Regions from separate parts of the Homo sapiens genome. Here region 1 is linked to region 2. Evidence: read pairs that join two places in POLR2A ChIA-PET (ENCODE). Cell type or tissue: GM12878. All regions are shown on one strand. Each heading gives the region's core, and the rest is flanking DNA. Links, peaks and the distances in the headings are about the cores only.

Region 1 (5,384 bases), core at 233-5,232, 340 kb before region 2:
ATGTAAAACAGATTTTCTAAGTAGGCTAAAATGTTTGAGAACCACTAACCTATGAAACTATAAACTTAATAAGAATATAAAGTAGAAACAAAACTATGGTCCCTTAAAAACCCTAATTTCTCCTAGCCTGACCAACATGGTGAAACCCCGTCTCTACTAAAAATACAAAAATCAGCCAGGTGTGGTGGTGCACGCCTGTAATCCCAGTTACTCAGGAGGCCGAGGTTGCAGTGAGCTGAGATCACGCCACTGCACTCCAGCACTCCAGCCTGGGTGACAGGGCGAGACTCCACCTCAAAAAGAAAAACAAAACAAAACAAAACCCTAATTCTTCAAGTACAGTCTGTGAAAAAACACATCACAACTCCTCGGAGTGTTTGCAGTGGAAATTCCTAAGTCCTGCCCAAAACATAAATCATAAAACTTTCCTATAGTGGAACTGGAATCTGATATTTTAGCAAGCACCTTTGCTTTAGCTTTTTCTAAGGGAAGACATTTACGTCTCATGTGAATGCTCACCAAGATTTTATTGAACAAGTGTTTAGGTGAAAGGCTGAAAAGGCTGACTGGTATCCCTTGCTTTAAGTTTTCCAAAATAACTTTCTACAAATACTCCCAAGAGTTGAGTAATAAGATACCCTACCCAATTTGTGCAGCATAAAGGCATGTGTTAACGTATTAGTGACTCCTAACCCTTATCCACTTTCAGTCTTTAACCACTACCCAAAGATTCTAAACTAAAACGATTCAGGTATTACGGCTTAATTAAAAATACTGCAACTGTCTGCAAATCTGCAATTCCTTGAAAATAAAACTTTCTGTGAATCTGTAATACTATTCAAAAAGAAAATTTCTTTTTAATAGAGACGTGGTCTCCCTATGTCGCCCAGAGTAGTCTTGAACTCCTGGGCTCAAGCAATCGGCCTGCCTTCCATAGTGCTGGGATTAGAGGTGTGAGCCACCACAGTCGGCCCCAAAATTCTTTTAAAATAAATATCTTAATAATTTAGGAGTAAGTGCCAAAAAAAAAATTTTTTTTTTTTTTTTGGAAACAGAGTCTCACTCTGCTGCCCAGGCTAGAGCGCAGTGGCCTGATTTCAGCTCACTGCAACCTCCACCTCCCAGGTTCAAGCAATTCTCATGCCTTGGCCTCCCAAGTGGGTGTGTGCCACCACGCCCCGCTAATTTTTGTATTTTTAGTAGAGATGGAGTTTCGCCATGTTGGCCAGGCTGGTCTCAAACTCTTGGCCTCAACTGATCTGCCCTCCTTGGCCTCCCAAAGTATTAGGATTACAGGCGTGAGCCACTGCACCTGGCCAGTGCCAAAATTTTAAGGGGGAAGAACACTAGGGTTTAACAGTTACTTTGTGTTGCTGGGCACAGTGGCTCACGCCTGTAATCGCAGCACTTTGGGAGGCCAAGGCAGGCGGATCACCTGAGGTCAGGAGTTCGAGACCAGCCTGGCTAACATGGTGAAACCCCATCTCTACTAAAAATACAAAAATGAGCAAGGCATGGTGGCGCACACCTATAGTCCCAGCTACTGGGGAGGCTCAGGCAGGAGAACGGTTTAAGCCTGGGAGACGGTGGCTGCAGTGAGTCAAAATATCGCACCACTGCACGCACTCCAGCCTGGGAGACAGAGTGAGACTTCATTCTCAAAAAATAATAATAAAAATAAATAAATAAAAATTAGCTAGGCGTGGTGGCACATGCCTGTAGTCACAGCTACTTAGGAGGCTTGAGGTGGGAGGATTGCTTGAGCCATGATTGGACCAATGCACTCCAGCCTGGGTGACAGAGACCCTGTCTCAAAAACAAAACAAAAAAAGGCCAGGAGCAGGAATGGTGGCTCATGCCTATAATCCCTGCACTTTGGGAGGCCAAGACAGGAGGATAGCTTCAGGCCAGGAGTTCACGACCAGCCTGGTCAACATAGCCAGATGGTGTCTCTACAGAAAAAGGAAAAAGAAAAAAACAATAATATCCAGATTCATTTTATTTTGAGCCAATGATTTTAGAAACTACCTTGCCTTACAAACAGCAGCAAACTAAATCACGGAAGAGGTAAAACTGAAGCAAGCTTATTGTGGTTCATATTTCATCTCTTTGTGAGACTGGTTACGATGTCAAAGTTTAACCTGAGAAAAAATGAAATAGCTAAATGCAAAAGAAAATTTTACAAAAAGTTAAAAATGGAATTACGATACAATCCAGCAATCCCACTTCTGGGTACATATCCAAAAGAATTGAAAGCAGGATCTCAAAGAGATATTAGCCAAAAAGGTGGAAGGTGGAAGCAACCCAAGTGTCTACTGACATATGAAAGGACAAAGTATGAGCTAGACAGATAGAGATATATAGATATACAAATATATTATACAAAATAATAGTTTCAGTCTTAAAAAGGATGAAATCATAGGCTGGGTGTGGTGGCTCACACCTGTAATCCCAGCACTCTGGGAGCCTGAAGCAGGCAGACTGCTTGAGGCCAGGAGTTCAAGACCAGCCTGGCCAACATGGTGAAACCCTGTCTCTACTAAAAATACAAAAATTAGTGGGCATGGTGGTGCATGCCTGTAATCCCAGCTACTGGGGAAGCTGAGGCACAAAAATTGTGTGAACCCAGGAGGCAGAGGTTGCAGTGAGAAGAGATCACGCCACTGCACTCCAGCCAGGGTGATAGAGTGAGACTCTGTCTCAAAAAAAAAGGAAATCATGGCACATGCTACAACATGAATGAGTCTTGAAGACATTAAGTAAGCCAATCATAAAAAGATATTGTATGAATCCACTTACATGAAAAGTATCTAAAGTAGTCAAATTCACAGAAGCAGAAAGTAGAATGGTTGACAGCAGGTGGAGAAGCAGAAATGGGAAGCTGTTGTTTAAAAACTATTGAATTTTAGTTTTGCAAGATGAAAAACTTCCGGAGATCTGTTTCACAACAATGTGAATGTACTTAACACTATTGAACTGTATCCTTAATGGTTAAAATACATTTTGTTATTTTTTTTTTTACAATTTCAAAAAACTTTTAAAAATGTGCATCTAAGACAGGCATGCCCATAGTCCAAAGTATTTAGGAGGCTAAAACAGAAGCATCACTTGAGCCCGAGTTCGAGGCCATCCTGGGCAACATAGAAAGAACCAACTATTAAAAAAAAAAAAAAAAATGCGTGGCCGGCCACTGGGGCTCATGCCTGTAATCCCAGCACTTTGGGAGGCCAAGGCAGGTGATCACCTGAAGTCAGGAGTTCGAGACCAGCCTGGCCAACATGGCAAAATCCAGTCTCTACTAAACATACAAAAAGTAGCCGGGCGTGGTGGCATGCGCCTGTAATCCCAGCTACTTGGGAGACTGAGGCAGGAGAATCACTTGAATCCAGGAGGCAGAGGTTGCAGTGGGCCAAGATCACACCATTGCCCTCCAGCCTGGGCAATAAGAGTGAAACTTGGTGTCAAAAAAAAAAAAAAAAAATGCAGCCAGGTGTAATGGCTCACGCTTGTAACACTTTGGGAGGCCAGGCAGGTGGATCACCTGAGGTCAGGAGTTCAAGACCAGCCTGGCCAACATGCTGAAATCCCATCTCTACTAAAAATACAAAAAATTACCCAGGGGTGGTGACAGACACCTGTAATCCCAGCTACTTGGGAGGCTGAGGCAGGAGAATCACTTGAACCAAGGAGGCGAGTTTACAGATCATGCCACTGCACTCCAGCCTGGGCAACCAGGCGAGACTCCATCTCAAAAAAAAAAAAAAAAAAAAAAAATGCAGCCAGGCATGGTGGCTCAAGCCTATAATACTAGCTAATCAAGAGGCTGATCACTTGAGGCCAGGAGTTTAATTAAGTCCAGCCTGGGCAACACAGTGAGACCTGATCTCATAATTAAGTAAAAAATTAAAATATGAAACAATGAAAAAAATAAATGTATATCTAGCTAAATATAGAGGGGAAAGTTTTATGAGAAGCAGTACATTGGTAAAGAATTATTAGTGCAAGGGAAACAGTAATTACATAGCGGAGAAACAGGACAACACCCTAACTTGAGGGAGAATCAAAGTACACATTGCCAATGAGGGCACATGGCTATCATGGGCCTGCAGATGTGGTGTTCCGAGAACACAACATTGCCTGCATAACCTAAATCTCTCAGGAGTAAATATCAGGCAAATCCAAATTGAGGAACAGTCCTTATTACATAATTGCTACATAATTATATTGCAAGTAAATGTAATACATAATCATTTACTAGAGAATAAAAAACACATTGAAGGAAATTTTTATCGGAAAAATTGAAGAAATAATGAAACATGAGATACAAAGTAAAGTACTCTATCAATGTTTCTTTAATTTGAAAACTATACTGTGGCTATAGTTTTCCTTTGATCTTAGAAAAGAAATGCTCCAGCATAAGTAAAGGAGAATGATGTCTTCAACTCAGTCTCAAACAGTTCAGGAAACAAATTTATTTACATAGAGAATGACAAATTAAATGTGGCAAAATGTTACAAATGAGTGACTCTAGAAAGAGTTTCCAAGAATTCTCTGCTATGTTTCAAACTATCTAAAAATAAGAAGCTAAAAAAGTGTTTTTTAAAAGCATGAATTCAGTTTACTTAGTTCCACCAATACTTCTATGCAAAGAAAGCACACAAAAAAGAAAATCTATCCAACTTAAGTGGTAAATGCCAGCAAATTCACCTCAATTATCACTAAGCATAAGTCTATATGAAACACAGTGAGACCCCCATCTCTTAAAAATAAATAAAATGTTTAAAAAACAAGTATGCTAACTGGTCTGATAGTATAAAACAGTCTCAGCCCTAGGACACAGCTTCAGTAGGTGAGACCAGAATGTACCAGTCAATGCCAAATGAGGTTACAGTCTTCGGAAGGAAATAAATCACCGTGGATTAGTGATCAGGAAATGGGCTTTGCAGGGAATGGGACCTAGAAAGGCTCAAGCAGATTAAGTGAAGAGCAAAACAGGGAGTGGTAAATGGTGAAGACTAGTTATCCATTCTGAATATTATTAAGGATTCAGAGGCTTACATAAGCAATAAAATAAAGGTGATCCATCTGGCAGAAAAAGAGGAGGGCATGTTGGTGAGTGTGCCTGAGTGGAGAGGGCTGCCAGTTTAAGAGTATGATAGACGGAGAATAACCAGTCTCTTAATAAGAAGGCTGGCTGGGAGCAGTAGCTCATGCCTGTAATCTCAACACTCTGGGAGGCCGAGGTGGGTGGATCACTTGAGACCAGGAGTTCAAGACCAGCCTGGCCAACGTGGTGAAACCCCACCTCTACTACAAATACAAAAAAATTAGAAGGGCCTGGCGGTGTGCATCCATAATCCCATCTACTCAGGAGGCTGAGCCAG
Region 2 (5,384 bases), core at 266-5,265:
GTAGATGGAAGACAAGCTCACTGGAGAATTGCCAAGGAATTCAGAGGACAGTAAGTTGGAAGGCATAGACAGAACAAAGGAGCAGTAGTAAAGAGAATGGCAGTGAGCTACGGACAAAATCTTTAAGGCGGGGTGGGGAGAAGGGAATGACACAGGTGTTTGCAATGAGATAAGCAATGGATGGGCCTATTTGATGATATAAGATTCCAAGCTGCAGTTTGAGGGTAGAGGGAGAGAGTGTGGTCTGGAGGCAACAGCGAGGATACAAGAGGACACTATCCCATCCCCCTACTGTCGTACTGGGGAATGGGGTGGAACAGGGGTCCCCTCTTCACTGATGCTGATGGGAAGGCCACATGAGGGTTGGTGACCAGGGAGGGATGGCAGCCAGGGGAGCCCCACTCTAGATGTGAAATATGATGTCTTTTAGGATACTGCTATTCATGACTCATTTACATATTTTAATAAAACACAATTGGGAGTATCACTTCTTGACACTGGGCTTCTTAGTCTAGGCGAAATTGAGTGAGAATTTTTAGAAAGTTCTTTTCCCTAGAAATGGAATAATAGGAATGAATAGTGATATGGTTTGGCTGTGTCCCTACCAGAATCTCATCTTGAATTGTAGTTCCCATAATCCCCACGTATGGTAGGAGGGGCCCGGTGGGAGGTAATTGAATCATGGGGGTGGTTACCTCCACGCTGTTCTCATGATAGTGAGTTCTCACAAGATCTGATGGTTTTATAAGGGGCTTTTCCCCACCTTCGCTCTGCACTTCTCCTTGCTGCCACCACGTGAAGAAGGATGTGTTTGCTTCCCCTTCCTTCATGATTGTAAATTTCCTGAGGTCTCCCCAGCCCTGCAGAACTGTGAGTCAATTAAACCTCTTTCGTTTATACATTAACCAGTTTTGGGTATTTCTCCATAGCAGTGTGAGAACAGACTAATACAAATAGTTTATGCTCCTTGGTCTTTATATAGAGGCATCTAGGATTAAAGCAGAGACCCTCTTTATTGCTTGAAGGATTCTGTTTTGGGACTCATCATTGCCCTGATGGCTGGCTGCATCCGGAACACAGAGGAAGAAAGAGTTGCCTTCAAGGACATGCCATTTCCAGGAAAAGAGCAAGAATGTAAAAAATAAAGAGGTTGAAATGAGTTTATGAAGTTACTAAGAACATTACAAGTGGAATGAACTCCCTGGAGATGTGACTCTCAGGAGGGCAGAGCCCTTTGTTCACTTGCCCTATGGACAGCATATTGTACATCAGTGCTTCCAAAAGGGTGCCTAGACATACCAGGGGTCCCCAAGACCTTTTAGGGGTACATGACATCAAATATATTTTAATAATAGTGCCAGGATGTTATTTGCCTTTTAAATTTCCATTCTTTCACAAGTGTACAGTGGAGTTTTCCAGAAGCTACTCCAAGTATGGTATTATAGCAGAGCAAATGAAGAAGTAGATGTGAGAAATCAGCTGTCTTAAGCCAGATAGTAGAGATTTTCAGAAATGTAAAACAATGTCATGTTAATTTTCTAAATGTGGGTGTTTTTTGGTTTAGGAAAATAGTTACTTTTTATAAAAATATATTAATTATGTTATAATTAATTGCTTTATTGTGATAATGTTTAAATAAATATATTTTAAATTCCTCAGCTTTAATTTCTAAAACTGTAAATATTGATAGGTATAATCCTTATAAACAAAAACTCTTTTTCATCCTTAATAATTTCTTTAAGAGTGTAAAGGAAGCCAGGCAAGGTGGCTTGCATCTATAATCCCAGTGCTTTGGGAGGCTGAAGTGGGAGGATTGCTTGAGCATAGTAAAACACCATCTCCACAAACAGCAACAACAAAACCCAGACTGTAAAGGAATCCTGAGACCAAACAGTTTGAGAACTGCATGTCTAGTGGATAAGCACCGAGGCTCTGGAGTTAGTATGCTTGGTTTGAAACCTGGCTTTGTGATCTTAGGCAAGTTACTTGACCAGAGACTTAATTTCCTTATCAGTAAACTAGGCTATGTCACAGTTATTGTGAGCAACAAATGAAATAATGCATTATTCATTATTTCATAAACGATCATTTCATGAATATTTCATCAAGTAATTTATTGAATACTGTATCTATGTATACAAAACCCTGTGGTTGCTGCTTTGAAGGATGTAAAATGACACAAGCCACAGCTCCCACTAGCAAGAGGTTTGCTGTCAAGGGTGAGATTTCTGGATTTGTAGTTAGCACCTTTGGGTTCAGTTCCCAGTTCCACCCTTGACCAGCTGATCTGACTTTCAGCATGCCACTTGCCGTTGGCTAAGGCCAGATCCTGAAGGCATCTTCGATGGTCCACAGAGCAGACAGTAAATTCCCACTTGCATCTTTGAAGCATCACTGCCTCCTGCCTCAGTTTAACAATTGGTTTTGTCCTTCCCTTTGAAAATGAACTGCACTACCTTTCCTCCCAAGCTAATGTAACCATGCCACTAGAGGGCACCTCCTGCCTTCTCAGTCAGTCGCAGCTTCCTCTAATTTGGAAATGATCTTTCAGCTGAGATGGGTGGTACGTTGGGGTTCGATGTCTTTAGGATTCCTCAGCTTGATGGATGTGGTAAGTTTTGTCCGAAAATCCTGATTGTTTTTTGCTTTTTCCTTTTTTCTTGTTTTTTTCTTTTACATCAGACCTCTTTTAATAAAACTGGGGTGGAGAGGTTGGTGGAAGGGAGGGCGCTGTTACCACCGCCACCTGACATTGATAAGTACTTACTGGCTGCCAGATCAGTGCTAAGTGCCTCACACGCATCGTCCTTTGGACTCTCAGAGAAACGCCATGGGGTGTGGGTATGCGTGAGCATTCATTATTGATGGTTGGAAACTTGGGCTCTGATTGGTTAAGTAACTTTTGCAACATCCAGCTAGAAGGCACACTTGGTACCACGAAGCGGTCTCCATAGAAGCTGGCCTCACCTGGCTGTTAAGTCAAGCAGGGAGCGGCGGGTCTTGCTGCTCTAGGACAGTAGTTCTCAGCCTTATCAGACATAAAAGCCCCTTTCTGTATGAAACATTTCGTAACACCTCCTGTACTACCCTGAAGTGATATCCACAGGCAGTGTGTGCCTATGCTTACATGTCCGCTTACATACAATGCAAAGGAAACCTTCTCCTTTTAGGAAAGTATGTCTTACAAGTATTAGGCTTGTCTATCTACACCAGAGGACAAAGGTGCCGGGCTAATTTCGAAACTGCCCACCAGGGGGCGGCATACCACATTCCCTGCTGCGATCAGCTCGCACAGACAGTCCCCCTCCGTGGTGGCTTTGGCTGTTTCCCCTTCAACTGGAATTGCCCCGTTAGACTCTTCCTGAGGTCCCCGGAGTGGCACAGGGGGTTGTGGTGGAGAGTGAAGCGAAGAAGTCACAGAGCGTGGAGCTGACCCTCATGTTAGTGTGATAGATTTCTAGTCACGTGTACCCACCATGAGTACAGTCAGATGCTTTAAAATTTTAGTTTCCTTACTGAGTGATTTGCTTACAAAGTGATTAGGAAGTAATATGTTTATTTTCATTGATACTGCTTTAAAAATTTTTTTATATTATAGTCAGTGAGCAGTATTCGTTTAATATTTTTCTTTAAATCAATTCAATTTTTCTTTAACATGAATACATATATTTAAACGGAAACTTTAATGTGTCAATGGAAAACTTGCATCATTTGACATAATCGGAGGGTAACCAAGACGAAAAGAAAAAAAGCAATGGTACTAAGTTCTTGCTGATACTGATGCGGTTTCCCACCAAGGATCCATTTTCTCTCTTAAAAGAGTTTCTTAAAGAAATATTTAAGGAAAGCTGTTAAAGATATATTAGCACTGAATTGAGATTATCCTTAAAGTAATCAGAGAGGCTAAAAGAGAAGTGAAAAGGGAATGGTTTTCTCATGATGTCGACCAACATTATTTTATTTTTATTTTTTAATTTCAATAGTTTTTGGGGAACAGGTGGTATTTGGTTACATGGATAAGCTCTTTAGTGGTGATTTCTGAGATTTCCGTGCGCCCATCACCAGAGCAGTGTACACTGTACCCAATGTCCCGTCTTTTGTCCCTCATCCCTCTCACCCTTTCCCCCGGAGTCCCTAAAGTCCATTATATCATTCTTATGCCTTTGCATCCTCATAGCTTAGCTCCCACTTAAAAGTGAGAACATACGATATTTGGTTTTCCATTCCTGAGTTACTTCACTTAGGATAATAGTTTCCAACTCCATCCGGGTTGCCGCGAATGCCATGATTTCATTCCTTTTTGTGGCTGAGTAGTATTCCACGGGGTATATATACCACGTTTTCTTTATCCACTCGTTGGTTGGTGGGCATTTAGGTTGGTTCCATATTTTTGTAATTGTGAATTGTGATGCTATAAACATGAGTGTGCGTGTGTCATTTTCATGTAATGACTTCTTTTCCTTTGGGTGGATACCCAGTAGTGGGATTGCTGGATCGAATAGCAGATCCAATTTTAAGATCAACACTATTTAAAGTTTTGTCTGTGTACCAGTAAAATCATCTCCTATATACCAGTGGACACAGTGTCTCCCCCTGTGGAGACAGTGGATGGCTTCCTGGGCTGGAGTCGAGGGACTGCTTGCTAGCTGTGTGTTCTGCACTGGTTGCTTGCCCTCCCTGAGCCTTGCTGTCCTCATCTATAAAATGAAGAGGTAGGAGGAGATAATCGCTGTAATTCTTTGGGATCTAATGGTCTAAGACTCTCTGAAGTACTGATTCTTATTGGAAGGAGATACAGTACTTAGCAGGACATCCTCCTTTTTGTGTGCCTACAGCCTTTGAAGGGGCACGGAAAGCTGCAGATTCTCCAAAATCCCAGCTGACACCCCCATCTCTTGAGAGGCAATTCAACCTCCAGGAAGAGCCAGCAGCTTAGACCCTGGAGTCCAAGAGACCTGGATTTAAATCATTGCTCTGCCTTCTACTAGTTTTGTAACTTTCAGCAGATCACTGAACCTCTTTGGCTTCAGCTCCCTTGTCTATAAATTAGGAACAATAATGCTATTTATCCTTATTTTGAAGATCAAATTATTATATGCATGGTAATTGCTTACCATAGTGTCTGGACCATAACTTAGCTGTTATTATGGTAATTCCTAAGGTTCTTCAAAAATGAAACAACTTTCCTGGAAGTAAGCCACTGGGGAAGTTATTTGGTTGCCCTGCCCCCAATATTTTAAACCCATGAGATGAAATGAATATCATGAGCACCCAAGAAAGGGAAGCCTTGTTTGAGAAAGGTGAGTGTGAATGTACAAGGCTGCCTACTCCCATGTGGCCTTGGGTGTGGTGTGAGAGACCAGCGTTATTTGTGTGGGACTTTA

The links. ChIA-PET counts read pairs that join two places held together with the same protein. Peaks named below come from ENCODE experiments on the same cell type or tissue, not always from the same donor. Only the 100,000 strongest peaks of a DNase experiment are listed, where the experiment ranks them.
Region 1: POLR2A ChIA-PET joins it to region 2 with 6 read pairs; 2 of 35 experiments call an interaction of 5 or more read pairs at or near these places.

Annotation. Positions count from the first base shown.
Region 1 is chr5:160,098,648-160,104,031 of GRCh38, forward strand. The region is part of intron 1 of PWWP2A (PWWP domain containing 2A); the gene reads right to left. Among named protein-coding and RNA genes, the nearest start is that of PWWP2A, 18 kb to the right of the region's middle. In GM12878, for the core only: no CTCF peak of the experiment used is centred there; no DNase peak of the experiment used is centred there.
Region 2 is chr5:160,436,059-160,441,442 of GRCh38, forward strand. No RefSeq gene overlaps it. Among named protein-coding and RNA genes, the nearest start is that of PTTG1, 17 kb to the left of the region's middle. RefSeq lists an enhancer at 818-877 and a silencer at 2,823-2,882. In GM12878, for the core only: CTCF peaks have their summits at 2,488 (motif pointing right) and 3,253 (motif pointing right); DNase peaks (open chromatin) are centred at 2,683 and 3,253; H3K4me3 peaks cover 1,972 bases; H3K27ac peaks cover 2,583 bases.